2 separate regions of the Homo sapiens genome follow, and region 1 is linked to region 2. Evidence: chromatin loops called from intact Hi-C (ENCODE). Cell type or tissue: PC-3. All regions are shown on one strand. Links, peaks and the distances in the headings refer to the core of each region. The heading gives the core; the rest is flanking DNA.

Region 1 (7,996 bases), core at 1,873-6,872, 55 kb before region 2:
GGTAGATAATCCACCTCTTCCTCCCTTATCTGCTGTATCTGCGGTTTTCTTTCCTAATTTGCTGTCCTTTCCTAGTCTCTAAAATCTCTTCCTTTCTTCCTCCCGCAAAAGGCCAGATTGAATATTCCATGTGATATTGATGGATAATTTCAAATATGTATATAAAAATCACAGTTGGTCTTCTCTCTATATAAATAGCAAATGTGGATCAATTTAGTGAAATTAAAGTTATTTCAATAATGTTATCATTCAATAATGCTGTTAGGACTTATCTTCTTACATGCAAATGTAAAAATTTACATTTGTTACTTGTAACCAGTTCTATCCATAAAAGATAATAGTAAATTGCACAATAACTTTCAGTTTCATTCCTGTACATTACTATTTCTTGTTAATAAATGTAATTAAGTTATGACTTCAAACATGGTATATTTTATCATAACTATTTCATTAACTATCCATGAAAACAATAAAGAAAAATTCAACTATTCAAACAAAAGTTTAGGATGTATCACATATCATTTGGCTTAGAGACTATTAATATAGTTTATATTAATATAGTATTGTAAAACATACACACCACATTTTAGATCTGTTGTCTGGTAAGTGTACGCCACAAAGGTACAAGAATAGATCCCAGGATTCAAGCTGGATTATTTTCCCTGCTGGACTTTGCTTTAATTTGTATCATTATAATGGCCAATTGACCAGATCTGCATGTCCCTAAATTCCTGATCCTCAAAGTTCATTCTGATGTTTTCAATGATTAATGAGGCTACTTGTTTTTTCAATGCTTCTTGACTAAAAGTGAAACAGCAATCGCATAATAATTATTTGACAGAATTTCAATGTAGTTCATGTACTTTCCAGGGCTCTAGATTGAGTGTCCTAACTGTTGCACAGTTCAAGTCCTGACATTACATTGAAAGATGCAGTCCTATAAAATAATGCAGTTTTCACACTCTTCATATGGTATACAGTCGTCCCTCGGTATCCACAGGGGACTGGTTCTAAGACTAAGACCCCCTTGGATCCCAAAAGCCACAATGCTCCATCCTCTTATTAAAAATGGCATACTATTTGCATATAATCTATGCACATCCTCCTGTTACTTTAAATCATCCCTAGAGTACTTATAGTACCTAATACAATGTAAATAGTTGTTATACTGTATTGTTCAGAGAATAATGACAAGAAAGATGCGTGTACATGGTCAATACGGACACACTATCCATTTTTTGAACATTTTCAATCCAAGGTTAGTTGAATCTACAGACATGGAGCCCACAGATTCAGAGGGTTGACTGTACATGCAAGTATATACAATTTATTTCAATAAGAAAACTAAAAGTTAGCATTTCCAAATCCGGCCCAGACTGTATTTAATGCAAAGCTATCATGGTGATGTCAGGGTCAGAAATGTATTATTAGCACCCAATATACTTTCTTGTCTTCAAAACTAAATTTTAAAATATCTAATAATTTATAATAAATATTAAATAGAAATACAAATTACAACCAAGTAATTTGTAATATGTCCTGCGGAGTGAGGGACTTATAAAACAAAGGAGGAAAATTGCTGGATATTTAGAAACTACATTTTAAATAAAATAGTAAAATGAAGAAATGTTTTAAAATAATTTACACAAAATATTGTACAACTTAATATGAAGACAAGCAATGCTTTAAGGAAATATATACACGAAGTAACTATAAAGGAGAAGAACTGAATTTTATTAAAATTAAGAATTTATGGTCATTAAGACACTACTAAGAGAATAAAAAGGCAAACCACAGAGAAGATATTTGCAGTATGACCAAGGATCTGTGTCTGTGGATCTATTTGATGGCACACATGTCTGGAGAGGTAAATGCTAGCCTCTCAGAAAGGTGCTCCATTGTGTAATGTGAACAGCAGGGGCTTAGTCCCAATGCTGAGTACAACATATTTAGGTGGCTATATATTCAGGCGACTTGGGGCTCTGAAGTCTAAAACTGAGAGACTCTTTTATTTCTCATGTTGATATAGCATGAATACAAATTACCAAATACATATTAATAAAGCTCAGATGACATCTTAAGGAGTGACAGAGACAATGAAAAGACAATGGGAGAAACTATAAAAAACTTAAAACAAGCTATCCTTGCTGGGAGGTTTTCTTAGCAGAATTCTCAGGCAGAGAAAAGATAGCAGTGAACACATTTAAGAAAATATATATCAAAGCTGATTTTATTTTAAAGGGCTTATTCCCAGTTCTGACAGGCCATTGAGAATAGGTACAATTTTAGCATAAATCACTCGATTAGGTTTTAGTTAGACACACAGCCCATCTTCTAAAAATATTCAAACTACTGTACTAAAAACTGGCAGAAGGGCCCAGGCACAGTGGTTCATGACTGTAATCCCAGCACTTTGAGAGGCCAAGGAGGAAGGATCGCTTGAGCCCAGGAGTTCGAGACCAGCCTAGGCAACATGGTGAGACCCTGTCTCTACCAAAAATAATAAAAATTAGCTGGGTGTGGTGGTGTGCTCCTGTAGTCCCAAATACTCAAGGGGCTGAGGCGGGAGGACCACTCGAGCCTGGGAGGTTGAGGCTGCAGTGAGACTGTGCCACTACACTTCAGCCTGGGTAACAGAGCAAGACCCTGTCCTCGCCCCCACCCCCTACTCCTGCCAAAAAGAAAAAAGACGGGCAGAGGGGTGGAGGATGGCTAATGGAAAGACTTTAACTGTACCCATTCATGCTTCAGCACACAGTGTCGCTTCTCCTAGGATATAGAGCATGGTATAGTTGAGGTTTAAAGAGCTGCTTAAAAAAAAAATCTATTGTGTATATTTAAGATTTGCAACATGATATTATGGGATACATATAGATAGTAAAATAGGTACTACAGTGAAGCCATTTAACATATCTATCATCTCACACAGTTCTTTTTTATTGGGGTGAGAATAACAAAAATCTACTTATTTAACAAAAATCCAAAATTCAATTTTATTAGCTGTAGCCTTCATGCTGTATATTCAGTCTCTGGAGTTGTTCATTCTATATATCTGCCACTTTGTATCTGTTGACCTATATCTCTCCATTTCCTCCCCCTCTTCCCAACCCCTGGATAGCTTTATTATCTCTCTCTGAATATCTGAACTTTTTTTTAGATTGCACATATAAGTGAGATTATGCAATAATTTATCTTCTGCATCTGGCCTATTTTGCTTAACATAAATGTCCTTCATGCCCATCTATTTTGTGGTAAATGGCAGGATCTCCTTCCATTTTAAGGCTAAATAATATTCCATTGTGTGTGTATATTTTATATATATGTTTATGTACCTATATTGACATATAAATATATCGATATAGATATATATTTATATATCAATATAACTATATATTTATATACTTATATATTTATATATATTTATATAATTATATACTTATTTATATTTATATAAATATATATAAATATTTTATATATGTTATCTATATTTATATTTATTTATTTATATACATTTATATAATTATATACTTATATATTTATATTTATATATAAGTATATATATTTATATACTTATATATAAAATATATATTGATATCTCTCTATACTATGTAAATATTTATATATGTTTGTATATATAAATATATATATTTTTATATATATAAATATATAGATACAGATTTACACCACATTTTCTTTGTGCATTCATCCATCAATTTACAGGTTGTTTTCAGAACCCAGCTATTGCAAATAATGCTGCAATGAACATGAAAATGCAGATATCTTTACAAGGTAGTGATTTCATCTACTTTGGGCATATACCTGGCAGAGAGATTGTTGCGTCACATGGTATCAAAGAGCTTGCTTTTGAATCCCTGCTTCTCCAATTACTAGTTGTGTAATAACTTCACGGCTTTGACTTCATTTGTCAAGCAAATATTTGCTGAACTGGCACATAGTACCAGCTGCAGGGAATGCATAACCAAAAAAAGCCACAGTTCGTGACTTCTTGGTGAGAGAAACAAACAAGTTAACAATTGCTATCATTAGAGCGTGGTCAGTGCTGTGATAGAATCTATTAGCACAGGGCACTGGCTCCAGGAGCATATCAGCAGGATACTAAAGCCAGTCTTTTCAGAGGAGTTTCAACCAGAGTGACTTCATCCTGAATAGAGACTGGGTAAAATGAGGCTGAGACCTGCTGGGCTGCATCCCCAGGAGGTTAAGGCATTCTAAATCACAGGATGAGATAAGAGGTCAGCACAAGATAGGGGTCATAAAGATCTTGCTGATAAAACAGGTTGTGGTAAAGAAACTGGCCCAAACCAGCCAAAACCAAGGTGGCAGTGAAAGTGACCCCTGGTTGTCCTCATTGCTCATTATACACTAATTCGAATACATTAGCATCCTAAAAGACACTTTCATCAGTGCCATGACAGTTTACAAATGCCATGGCAACTTCTGGAAGTTACCCTAGATGGTCTAAAAGGGGGAGGAACCCTCGGTTCTGGGAATTGCCCACCCTTTTCCCAGGAAACTCACGAATAATTCACAATTTGTTTAGCATACAATCAAAAAAGAACTATAAGTATACTCAGTCGAGCAGCCCATGCCACTGCTCTGCTGATGGAGTAGCCATTTTTTTATTCCTTTACTTTCTTAATAAACTGGCTTTCACTTTACTCTTTGGACTCTCCCTGAATTCTTCCTTGAGGAAGGTCCAAGAACCCTCTCTTGGGGTCTAGGTTGGGACCCCTTTCCAGCAACAGCCTTGAGGGACCAGGAAAAGCCACCACAGGGTGGGACAAAACATGTAAGCTGAGTCCTGAACAATGAGCAAGGGTTCCCCAAGGCATGAAGGAAGAGCAGAGAAGAGACCCTGCTATGAAAATCCTCGAGGAAAAAGAAAGCATAGCTTTTGGGGGAACAAGAAGTGGTCCAGTAGGTAACTGGCATTCAAATAATAAAATGACAAGAAGTAAGGCTGAAGGAAGGGCAGGGCCAGGCCAGGCCACACTGAGGATGCACCTACGCTTTATTCTGAAACTAATTAGGGAGGAAAGAACCCAATTAAAATTGCAATTTAAAACCTTCATCTGGACTTTAAAGGGTGAGATGGAGAGGAGGATGGTGGCAAAAATATAGACAGAGAGATTAGAAGGGTGTGGTGGTGATCCAGGAGAGATATGGTGGTGGTCTAACCTAAGATACTGGCACCAGGGATTAAGAGAAGAAACAGTTGTGAGAGGCATTAGGAAAGAAAAATTAACAGAACTTAGTAAGATATCGGGCATGGTGAACAATGGTATGTCAGAAATGAGGCTTGGATTTCATTTTGGGCATAGTTTGGTATGAACTCATTAGATACCATTCAAGCTTGCATAAGTGAGTTTCAGAAGAAAGTATCGTGTTTAGCAAACTGCCAATACAAAATCTGCTCTGAAGAACTAATTTTTTGGTGGGCACATTCAGGGAGGCTGATCAATTGTGAGAAAGATTCTAATATTTCCTAAAGGAATCTAACAACAGTGCTGTATCAGAGGAATAGTAGGATATTTCAAATAAACACAGCCTATCTCTTTCTTTCTTGTCACTTATTATTGGGATGAGTGCGCTTTATAAATTGGTTTGCAGAAAAATAATTATAAGAAGTTTATCTTTGCTTTGATTTAAGAGAAAACTGAGTACTTGAAGCATTCCCTCTTCAGCTGACAGCGACTTTTGTGTACAGTATGGATAACCAGATCAAACACCAACCAATAAAAGTTCTATAACAAGACATGTTAATTGAGCCCACAACTTGTGAGAAGAATCTTGAGAACTTACAAAGGCTTAGCCTCCGCTCTCATTGAACTCCATGAGATCAGGTAACGAGCATCGTTTTTTTTTGTGCGTGGACAAGTAGGTATTGAATTCTCGCTGGCACGAACATGGCACCTCATTTAAGCCATTAGACAAAGTCTCTACCATCAGGGTTTATCAATTTATCACTACCAGAGTTTCTATCTGTTTTCACAAAATTGTCTTGGTCTTTTACAGGTTAAAGTCCTCTTTCTCCAGCAAGGCCATAAGTACATGGGAGACAGGGATCCTGCTATATCCTTTCTTTGCATCTGGACTTACCATCGTAATGCCTAGTACAGACTGGAGCTAATGAAGTCCTGCTGCCTGGGGTCAAACTAACAAGAGGGTTGATCATCTATCAGTATCAGATATAAGTTTGCTTGTCAAATATCGAAGGAGCAGAAGGAAGAAGCCGTGGGAGTTATCAAGGTCTTTTGATAAGCTATAAGGTCTATGAATGATTAATCTACTTGCATGTAATGAGTTTAGCTTAGTGACTGCAACGTGTATTGCTATGGCTTGTAAATGATGAAAATCTATTTTTTTTTTGGTTAAAATCAGAAACAAATGAGAATTCGAAGACTATGCCATGTATGGATAGGTAAGTGTTTCATGGTTGCCAGTAGAATTCAGGCTGGTTTGCATGAATTAATGAAAAAGTCTGATTCCAGTACAATTTGGGGGTTCGATGGAGTTGACCTAGCATACAAAAGTCATTGCAGGCTATGTCTTGATCACAGAACACTTACAGAAAACATTATTTGCTAAGTGGAAGAAGCAGCTGCATTATCTACCAGATAATTTGCAATATATCAATTCATTGACCTTCCTACCATGAACTCTTCTCACTCTTCTCATATTACTTAAGTTAGTCCTATGGGTATAGTATGTCAGGCCAAATAGGATCATATATGTGATGTATATGTATTATATACATATAATGAATATATGTAGAGAGAGACAGAGACAGAAAGAGATACACACACACAAACACACACACGCAGAGGGAGACGGAGAGATGGACTGGGGAAGGAAAGATAGCTTTTCTGATGATTAAATAATGTCAGCTTGACACATTAATAACTCCTCAGATATTCAGGTTACAATTGACTAATTATGTAAATAAACTTAAGATTTAAAAGTTTTGAAATCTAATAATCAACATCATGGAAAAAAACTCAAACCCTGTTAACTTCTAGAATCCCATTTTACTTATCAGTGGCAACAAGCTGACTGGCAGAAGAAGAAAAGTTGCATAATTTGACTAGAAGTCTAAAAGTCAGACTCATATAACTTCAACTTAAAAAAGATAATTGAGGAGATAATTTTTCCAGGAAGTCCTTGCTTCCATTATATCTGAATATTTTAGTAAAAAATTTCAAAACTTAGAACTACCTGGACAACTGTCATAATATTTCATTCTGCTACGATCAGGAAGATGTCACTCAAGTAGAAGTGTTTCTTACTTTTGACTATTCTCTCCCATTTCTTGTCTACCCAAGGGAGACTGAGATTGGGATAAAAGGAGGCATCTAACAGTGTCATATGAACACCAGCTGTCGCACACAGGTCTGGAGTTCCATTTTATTTTAGACTACATTAAAAAAAAAAAGAACTATTGTTTTGCCATTTAAAAACTCTGTTAAAATATGCCACAGAGTTTCAGCCTTGGGGCATATAACAAAACGAAAACCCACTGGGTTCTTTATCCTTTAAGCTTTAAGGCACTTTAGAGAGGTGTCCATAAAATAAGTTATGTGCATTTTACCTAACTCAGGCGAGCTCTCACCGTGCTGCACTTTGAGTGATAAAAATCTTCCTCTCTCATATTCACATTTTTAAAGAAATGAGTCACTGCATTCTCAGTTTCCATGTCCAGCACTTGAAGCCAAATCCTTTTCATTTGAAAGGGATGAGGCATCCAGAGTGACTGATTTTGCAAGTTGGCCTCTATGATAAATTATTCCCAGATGCTAAGATGGATAAAGTACCCCCTCTGCCCTGAAATACCTGTGTAAGCAGGTGGATTTCAACCAGATGGTTGCAAACACTACATATTCTGCCATTCTTCTGGACATAATTAAAAGTTGAATAAAGACCTTTCCACTGCCAAAGGCATAATCATCACACTTCATCTGATAAAACATTTAGTAAG
Region 2 (7,996 bases), core at 1,026-6,025:
ATTATGTACTTGTGTTATTTTATAAGCTTTATTTTTTTAAAAGAGAAAAAGCTGGCCTCTCATATTTGTGGTATCGATAGATTGCTGAAGTGTACATAAACTCTTGGCAGCACTGCCCTGAGAAGTGAGAGCTCCTTCCTTGAATCTGAGCTTGAACACGTAATTGGCTTTGGTCAGTGGGACGATAGCAAATCTTACACGATCAGAGACATGAAAAGTGTTGTGCAAGGGGGCTCGCCCTCTGGCTAGGTGGATCCCTTCTGCCACCATGAAAACAAGCCTGGGCCAGCCAGTTGAGGATAGAGACCCCGCATGGAGAGAACTCCAAGCTAAGAGTCCTGAGATATAATAGATGTCTGTTTTTAAGCCATTATACTATGAGGCGGTTTGTTATGTAGCAAAAGGTAACTATTACTGGGTCTCAAGAAAAGAATTGTTGCAAATTCCACATCATCGCCATCGATCGTCTAAGTAATAAAAGATGGCTTGAGTCATCTCCCTTCTTTGGGATTCTTGTTGTGTCCATAAAGTTTGACCATGAAGACATCTTTTTTTGTTGACCACCCTTCCTGGGGTTTGAGGGTGATTCTTAAATACTTTAACTTTTTAAGGGAAAGGAATCTCCTTAGCAGCTGGCCAAGAAACTGGTAGTAATGCCCGCCATTAACTTCAGGAGAGAATAAGAGACTTGTTTGAAGAAGGAAAAAAAGTTTACTTGAGTTTTAAAAATTTGACAATTGTGAGTGGTAAATGTAATCTGACTGTTTATGAAATAACCAATCACTTAATTAAGGCCTAGAAAAGCAAAGAGAACCTCTCAATTTCTGAAAAGGAATATTAAGTCCTCTAGCTAGAATATCAGTTCATCCCTTAGAAAGGCAGCTTGCTTCTATTGTGAAGAAGTACTAAGCATTAAATGATGAGAAGGAAACCATAAGGAGAAATGGCTCTGATGGAGATGGCTTGTGATGAGCAGAACTTTGCTTCTAAGAAATAAATCTCCAGGTTAGAAATGTTATTAGACATTACCAAAGGGAACACACAGAGACCCACACTAAAAAGCATACTTGGCTGGGAGAAAAAACAAATAAAAAACATAAGAGAAATATGACAATTATTTCCATCATCATCTTCAGATGGAGGAGTAAGAGTGATATTTATTTTCTTCTTCTCACATCCCTGAGTTAGTTTATCTCTCTCTTTCTCTCTCTCTCCAGAATATTTTATTGCTTCCATGAAAGGATGCCAAAAACAAAAAGTATATGCATTAATTTTATATCTGCTTTTCTTGAAAGTATAAAAAGTACAAATACTTACATTGTATAGATTGTCATTGCAACATTGGGTGAAGGCAGGCCAAGTACAAGCTCTATTATCTGTCTATCTCACCAATCTTATCTACACACATGTGTATATATCTCTGTGATATGTCTATCTTGACATATTCCTTTCTTGTTGCTGTTGTAAATATGTTCACTTTATTTCACTTCAGGATCTCATTAACTTTTTATGTTTTCCCTCTTTAACACAAAAAACACATAAATATATGCAAACAGTATATGAAGGATAATCATAGTATTTATAGATTGAAAAATAAAAATATTCTTTCCCACCGTAATAGATTTGCATGTATCATTTCAGTTTGCTTGTGCCATTTTCTACACATTTACAAACCTGAACAATACACCGTTCAATAATGAATGTTTCTGTTATGAAAATTAGATCACACTTTATTGGTAAATAGGGGAATCATCAGTATAATATAGAAGTCACATTGGTTCACATGTTTGTTGTTTATAAGGCAAGGAGAACCAGAAGAATGGGAGTAGAATTATAAATTTCAGCAGGAAAGAACAGAGCTCTGAGCTCAGTATTTGAACTGGCAGCAGAGGCCGTTTTGTTTGCATTAAAAATAATAATAAGGAAAAGCTAGCAATTGCATCCAGAATTCCTTTCTTCGAGAGGAAAACCCAGCTGTCAATGGATAGCAGGTTGCACTGCAATGAAGGCCAAGGGGTAAGAGCCTATAGAGCATGGAGGGCTATGTCTGATAGGGTAGCTAGACAAGACCTCTTTGAGGAAGTGCCATTTGAGAAGAAATGTCACTAGAAGAAGTGAGAGAGCAAGGCAGCAAAGACCGGGGGTTGTGTGTGGTTTTCCAAGCAGAGGGAACAGCAAGTGAAAAGGCTCGAGGTGGACACAAGCATGGGACATTTGGAGAATAGCAGGAAGGCCAGCATGGGTAGAGTGAGCAGAGAGCAGAAGGAGAAAACCAAGAGATTAGCAGGGACTAAATCATAAAGGTCATCGTAGGCTGAGATGAGAAATTTAGACTTTATTCAGAGGGTGCTTGGAAACCACTGGAGAGTTCTGAGCAAGAAATTGCTGTGATCTGATTTTGTGTTTAAAAACTCACCCTGGATGCTGCCTGAGAATCCAATATAAGGGGAAAGAGTCAAATCAGGAAAACCCATCAGGAAGCTTTTATAGCAGCTTAGATGAAAGGCAATGATGTTTTGAACTATGGTGGTGGCATCGGAAGAAGACGTATTTTAATAATAAAACTGGTAGGTGGCTGGCACATGGATTGGAGGTGGAGTGCAAGGGAAGGAGAGAAATCAAGAACAATCCCTAGGCTTGGGTCTGAGTAAATGGGTGAATGGTGAGGCCATTTATGATGGCGGGAAAGGCTGGGCAAAACAGGTTTGGTGGAAGGGAAGGAGTCAAGAGTTCCTTTTAGACAGTTAATTTTAAGATGCCTATTAGACATCCCTGTAGAAAACTATGAATTTCAAGGTGGTATTAAATGGATGAACAGAACAAATAAATATTCTTTCTAATGGTCAAGTAATCAGAACTTGCTAATGATATGTGACAGTGTTCATCTTAATCAGATCAATATAACAGAAAAAAATAATATAAAATAGAAGACATAGAAGAACTTCAAAATAGAACATAAACACTAGGTCATATCAAATTGAGTGGCAAGTTTAACAAGGCAAAAGTGGCAGATAATGGTGCACAGCACAGCCAGCTTTCTCTTCATCATACACTTCTCTTCTATGGAATGGCAGGGCTTTGTTTCAACTGGCTGGCCACTTCCAGCCTTTCTTCCAGTTTGGTTCTAAACCCTGCAACCCTCCCACTTACAAATGTAACTCTTTAATATGTTATTGAAATTATGCAAATCTTGCTAAAAATCTAGCTCAAATCAAAGTATATTTATGTCTTACTTTGATATTAGAAAATTAGGGTATGTTTCACAGATTTCCAACTATCATAACATGTATCTTTTTATTCATGCATTATAAAAGTAATTTTCTTGCAAATATTACCTAAACAGAATCAATTAGCCATGAAACTACACAGCCTTTGAATGCATTGGTCTGTATTTGTAACAATTGACCCAAATTCAATTTTCTCAGTTGAGTTAGCAGAAAGCATGTTAAATAGAACATTGAGACAAAAATCTGTGTTTTTTTTTTAAGGCAAGATTATTTGGATCTGATTTCTGTCCATATTAGGCCAGTTCTCCACTTCTTCTATTATACTTAGTCATAGTCTAAGCATGTAGCTATGACTGTATCAAATATTCATTGCTAGTGCCAGATAGGTAAATATATCAAAAGCCAAAGTTATAAAGAACACTTTCACCTAGTCACAATCTGAGAACACCTTCAAATGCCTGTGATGTTTGTGTGTATGTGTGTGTGTGGTGAATATATACTTGCACACCACACTTCTTTTTCCTTCATTCAACCTTTGTCTGGTGTCTTACATCATAAAATGATATGATACCACTTGATGGCAGGCTTTGATGTTGTAAAGTTACTTCCCAATTCAACTCACTGCTGATGTTGTTCAAAGTCAAAACCATCTCGGGTGGTTCTGCCACTGAGCGCAATCAGGATGGGCTCGACAGAGGAGCACTGAACTGTCACTGCCCTTCAGGGGTCAAGATGTCTCCCTCTTACTGAGATATGTCAGTGGCGGTGCGCAGAGGGTCCCTTTAAGTATCAGTTATCAGGTAAAATTCATCAAAGACCAAAACCAGAGCTAAGCAGCTACACTGTCTGAAAACATCCTCTTGGCTTTTAACAAGAGAACTGAGCAGCAAATAGAATGGTTACAGCTTTCTAAAGGAAAACCAAAATACTGAAATTCCCTTACCGTTGTTGTTAATGAATTTATTCTCACCAAATGGTTATCTGGATGTAAGACACCAAGACTTCCACTCCATTTGGTATGTGTATATGTTGTGCATGTGCCCGTACACTCACTCATTGGGCACATATTCTTTCAAATAGACCTTATAGATGGTACAGTAATTGTAACAAGCAATGACAAAACTCAGATAGCAATGATCGTTTAGTAGTGCTCATGAATATCTGGATGGTCTTTGGTTATTAGCAAGTCACCAGAACAGTTTTATCTTACATGTCCCTCACCCCTCTCCTGGGACTAGCAGACTGGCCAGGAATATTCTTCTCATAGCCATAACAGGGTGCAAGAGGATGAGCAGCTGCACCAAGGCCAATGAAAGCCTGGACTAAGAGCCACAAGGAGGCTGTTAACTCTGCTTCTTTCTATTGGTCAAAGCAAGTCACATGGTCAAACTCATGCTCAAAGTGGTTGGGGAAACAGACCTGCTCCTTTAGTGGGAGGAGCTCCAAGGTCACATGGCAAAGGGTGTAGGAACAGGGAGGTTTAGGTAGAATGGTTAGTAATTTGTCTACCAGAGCCCACCTATGCATCTTTTAATCTGAAGAAATAACAGTAGCACAAGGTCTAAAAACATGGAATTGAGGGCAGACAGACCTGAGTTCAAATGCTTACTAGCTCTGGCCCTGGAGTAATCAATGTCACCTGCCTTGTCCTTACTTTCCACGTGAGTAAGATGAAAACAGTAACATTCGCCTCACAGGATTTCTGTGATTACTGAAAAAATGTATGAACAGTAGTCTGTAGTATTCTCCTAAGAAGTTATGGCACTTGTTATCATTGTTATTGTTATTGCCATTATTTCCATTATTATTATTATTCAAACCTAGAAATAGCTGGGGCTTTTATTCTATCATCTGTCAAAATTGGCATACTCAATTTCTTCCTTAAATGCTTCAGATAGAAATCATATCACCTCTGCCCAAAAAATTACCCAAAGAAAACAAAATAAAACCTATGGGCTGCATGTCCTTGGGCATCATTCCTGTCCCACACAGCTGTTGAAAGGAGAATCTGTGAGGTGAAACACTGTGTGTAAATAGGGAAATTTAAAGAAAGCTTTAGAAGCTGAGAAGGAAATCAAAGGTCTTCCTGCAGTCATTACTGGGGAAAATGAGTTGCTTTGCTTTGGCAGGCATTATTTTCTTTTGAAATCATTTGGAAAATAGGTTATTTGCAAGGCTTAGTGATTGAGCGGTTGGCCGAGACTGGTACATATTTTGGGGAAAAGCGCTCTAGCTTTTCTGGATTGGATCTTCTGTAAAATCTGAGTCACCACACCATAGCCCCAACCCTGTCTCCTCATGTCTTAGTTTCATGTTCAGTGACATGCTTAATGTTCTTGAATTTTGCCTATAACAAAATGTGGATATACGTGTAACACATACTCTTGATGGTTAAAATAGGCTTTAATAGCCTTTTTCTCCCCCTCAATTGATCAGATCATTGAAGCGATTTTTGTTATCTCTTGCACAATTAAAACAATTGCCTTAATTATTTACTAAGCTAAATTCTTCCCTTTTGCACTGAGGTTGTATTTGAGTGATAATAATTTAGCTTATTTTTAAACAGGATAAGTTTTAAAAATTCAAAACTTTTGGCCGGGCACAGAGGTTCAGGCCTATAATCCCAGCACTTTGGGAGGCCAAGGCAGGCAGATGACCTGAGGTCAGGAGTTTGAGACCAGCCTGGCCAACATGGTAAAACCCCATCTCTACTAAAAATATAAAAATTAGCTGGACCTGGTGGTGCGTGCCTGTGATCCCAGCTACTTGGGAGGCTGAGGCAGGAGCATCACTTGAACCAGGGAGGCAGAGGTTGCAGTGAGCCAAGATCACACCACTGCACTCCAGCCTGGACAGTAGAGTGAGACTCCGTCTCAAAACAAAATAAAACGAAACAAAAAACACTTTTATCTAAATGACTGTACGCAGTATATTTCATTCATGTTATGGACTCTTGATAGTTTCAATATATGCAGAGTCTGAAATTCCTTTCTAGGTTTCATTTAAACTCAGTTTTCTGAATCTAGCCTTTTTGTTTTTTCTCCTTCTGTGGTAATATTCCTTTTTGGCTTTCTTCATATCTCATCTTAACTTCAAAATCCCTAATTTTTGTTTTATTGAAATAGAATTGCGAATTTGGTCCCTTTTGAACCACAGTGTCTGTGTCCATTCACATAAGGTCACTCAGGAAATATGAGCTGAAAAACAGTGTGCAGGGTACTTCCAGGCATTTTGCTAGATGTCGGTGTGTGCATGCTTGAAGTAAAAGCATAAATTGCTACTTTTATCTTCTCCTCCCTCTCCTGGGGAGTCCTCCTGCCCTCTCTCCCTGCACTCTGCCCCCAGAGATGCATGACCTATTCCGCAGTGGGAAGCAAGGAAGGAATGCGTGGGGTTGCCGTGCAGTGCCTGGTTTTCCTGTCCCAATGACCAAGATGAGATCCAGAGTTGCCTTCTGTGATCCCAGAAATGTTTCCTGCAGCAGCCACTGGGCTGGAAAGGCAGGTGCCTACTGAGCTGTGTCTTTCTCAGCTGTCTGCCGAAGCTGCACTTCTCAACATAGCAGAGCCTCTACTCCCTGTAATTTCAGCCCCATCTGGTAAAGCCCACCTGGCTCTCTTGAGGCATTCCCTTTGCGTAAGTGGCTGAGAAGCAGCTGAGATACCCCTCCAGGAATTGGCAGCTGCTGTCAAGCCTTTGGTTTCTCCAGCTTCAGCGAGCAGCTCTGGGTCATTTTCGTGAAGCCGAGACACTCCTCACGATGATTCAATCCAAAGGATCAGATATGACCCTGAGGTCCTTTTTTGATCCCACGAGTGTCTGAACATGCATTACAGGAAGATGTTTTGTGATTGGCTCACGTGGGGTTGATCTTTGTGGCACTCCAGTCATGAATTTCTCAAAGGGAGAATGGTTCTATTCTCTGTTTGTCCTGTGAGCACAATATTGTCATTATTATTTGCACTTTTCTGAAGCTTTACGCGGCAAAAATTCAGTTCTCCTCTTGGGAAAGGCAGCTTTGCTTTAAAGCAAGAATTGTAGCATTTTCCTGGTACAAATGCATGTACGAGTTCTGTAATAGAAAACTCCTGTAGGCATTCACTGATGTTTCCCTTCTGGCCTAAACTGCTGGGTGTGACTAGTTTAAAAACTGTCAAAATGACATAAAACAGTTATTAAAACCACTGGCTGCCTCACTGCCAGAGGGCAATATTGTCCCATAAATAGTCTACGTCGCAATAGTGCTCAAAGCAAGACTGAGCCATCAAACCTAAGGGCAGAAGGCACTTTAAACTCCCGGTAGAGTGCAATCACATGTAGAGTCCCACATAAGCAAATGGACACATTTGTTGCAGGCGCAATTTGGGAAATAGGTACAAGTGAAACCTAGGCATTTCCAGTATCTATCTGAGCACCTAAGTGAACATGTAATTGCACAATGAGCCTTTCACAGCAACTCAATTAAACATGTAAATTATTGCCAAATGTCCCCAGCAGCCACAGAACGTTTTTGGTGTCCAACGTCATTATCCTCTATCAGGCATTTGTGCATTGGAGTACACATTTCTGTAATTAAATAGTAATTATTTTTACTTCCAGTTCCATTAGTAATATATAAAATCATAAGTACTATATTGTCTTTTTTCTTTTTTGGCATGGATTCATTATATTCTTAGTGAAAACGCTCCTTATGGAATTAACGGGTTCCCACAGAGGCATCTTTGAACATCTTTGTCTTTGGAAGGATAGAATGACTATGGGGTCCATTT

Evidence for each region. Hi-C counts contacts between places; a loop is a spot of excess contacts. Peaks named below come from ENCODE experiments on the same cell type or tissue, not always from the same donor. Only the 100,000 strongest peaks of a DNase experiment are listed, where the experiment ranks them.
Region 1: a loop joins it to region 2, with 6 times the contacts of the local background. A loop is called at or near these places in 2 of 110 quality-filtered maps.

Annotation. Positions count from the first base shown.
Region 1 is chr20:15,814,871-15,822,866 of GRCh38, reverse strand. The region is part of intron 8 of MACROD2 (mono-ADP ribosylhydrolase 2); the gene reads right to left. Among named protein-coding and RNA genes, the nearest start is that of KIF16B, 750 kb to the left of the region's middle. In PC-3, for the core only: no CTCF peak of the experiment used is centred there; a DNase peak (open chromatin) is centred at 3,966; H3K27ac peaks cover 708 bases.
Region 2 is chr20:15,759,170-15,767,165 of GRCh38, reverse strand. All of the region lies in intron 8 of MACROD2 (mono-ADP ribosylhydrolase 2), which reads right to left. Among named protein-coding and RNA genes, the nearest start is that of KIF16B, 810 kb to the left of the region's middle. In PC-3, for the core only: a CTCF peak has its summit at 3,812; a DNase peak (open chromatin) is centred at 3,625.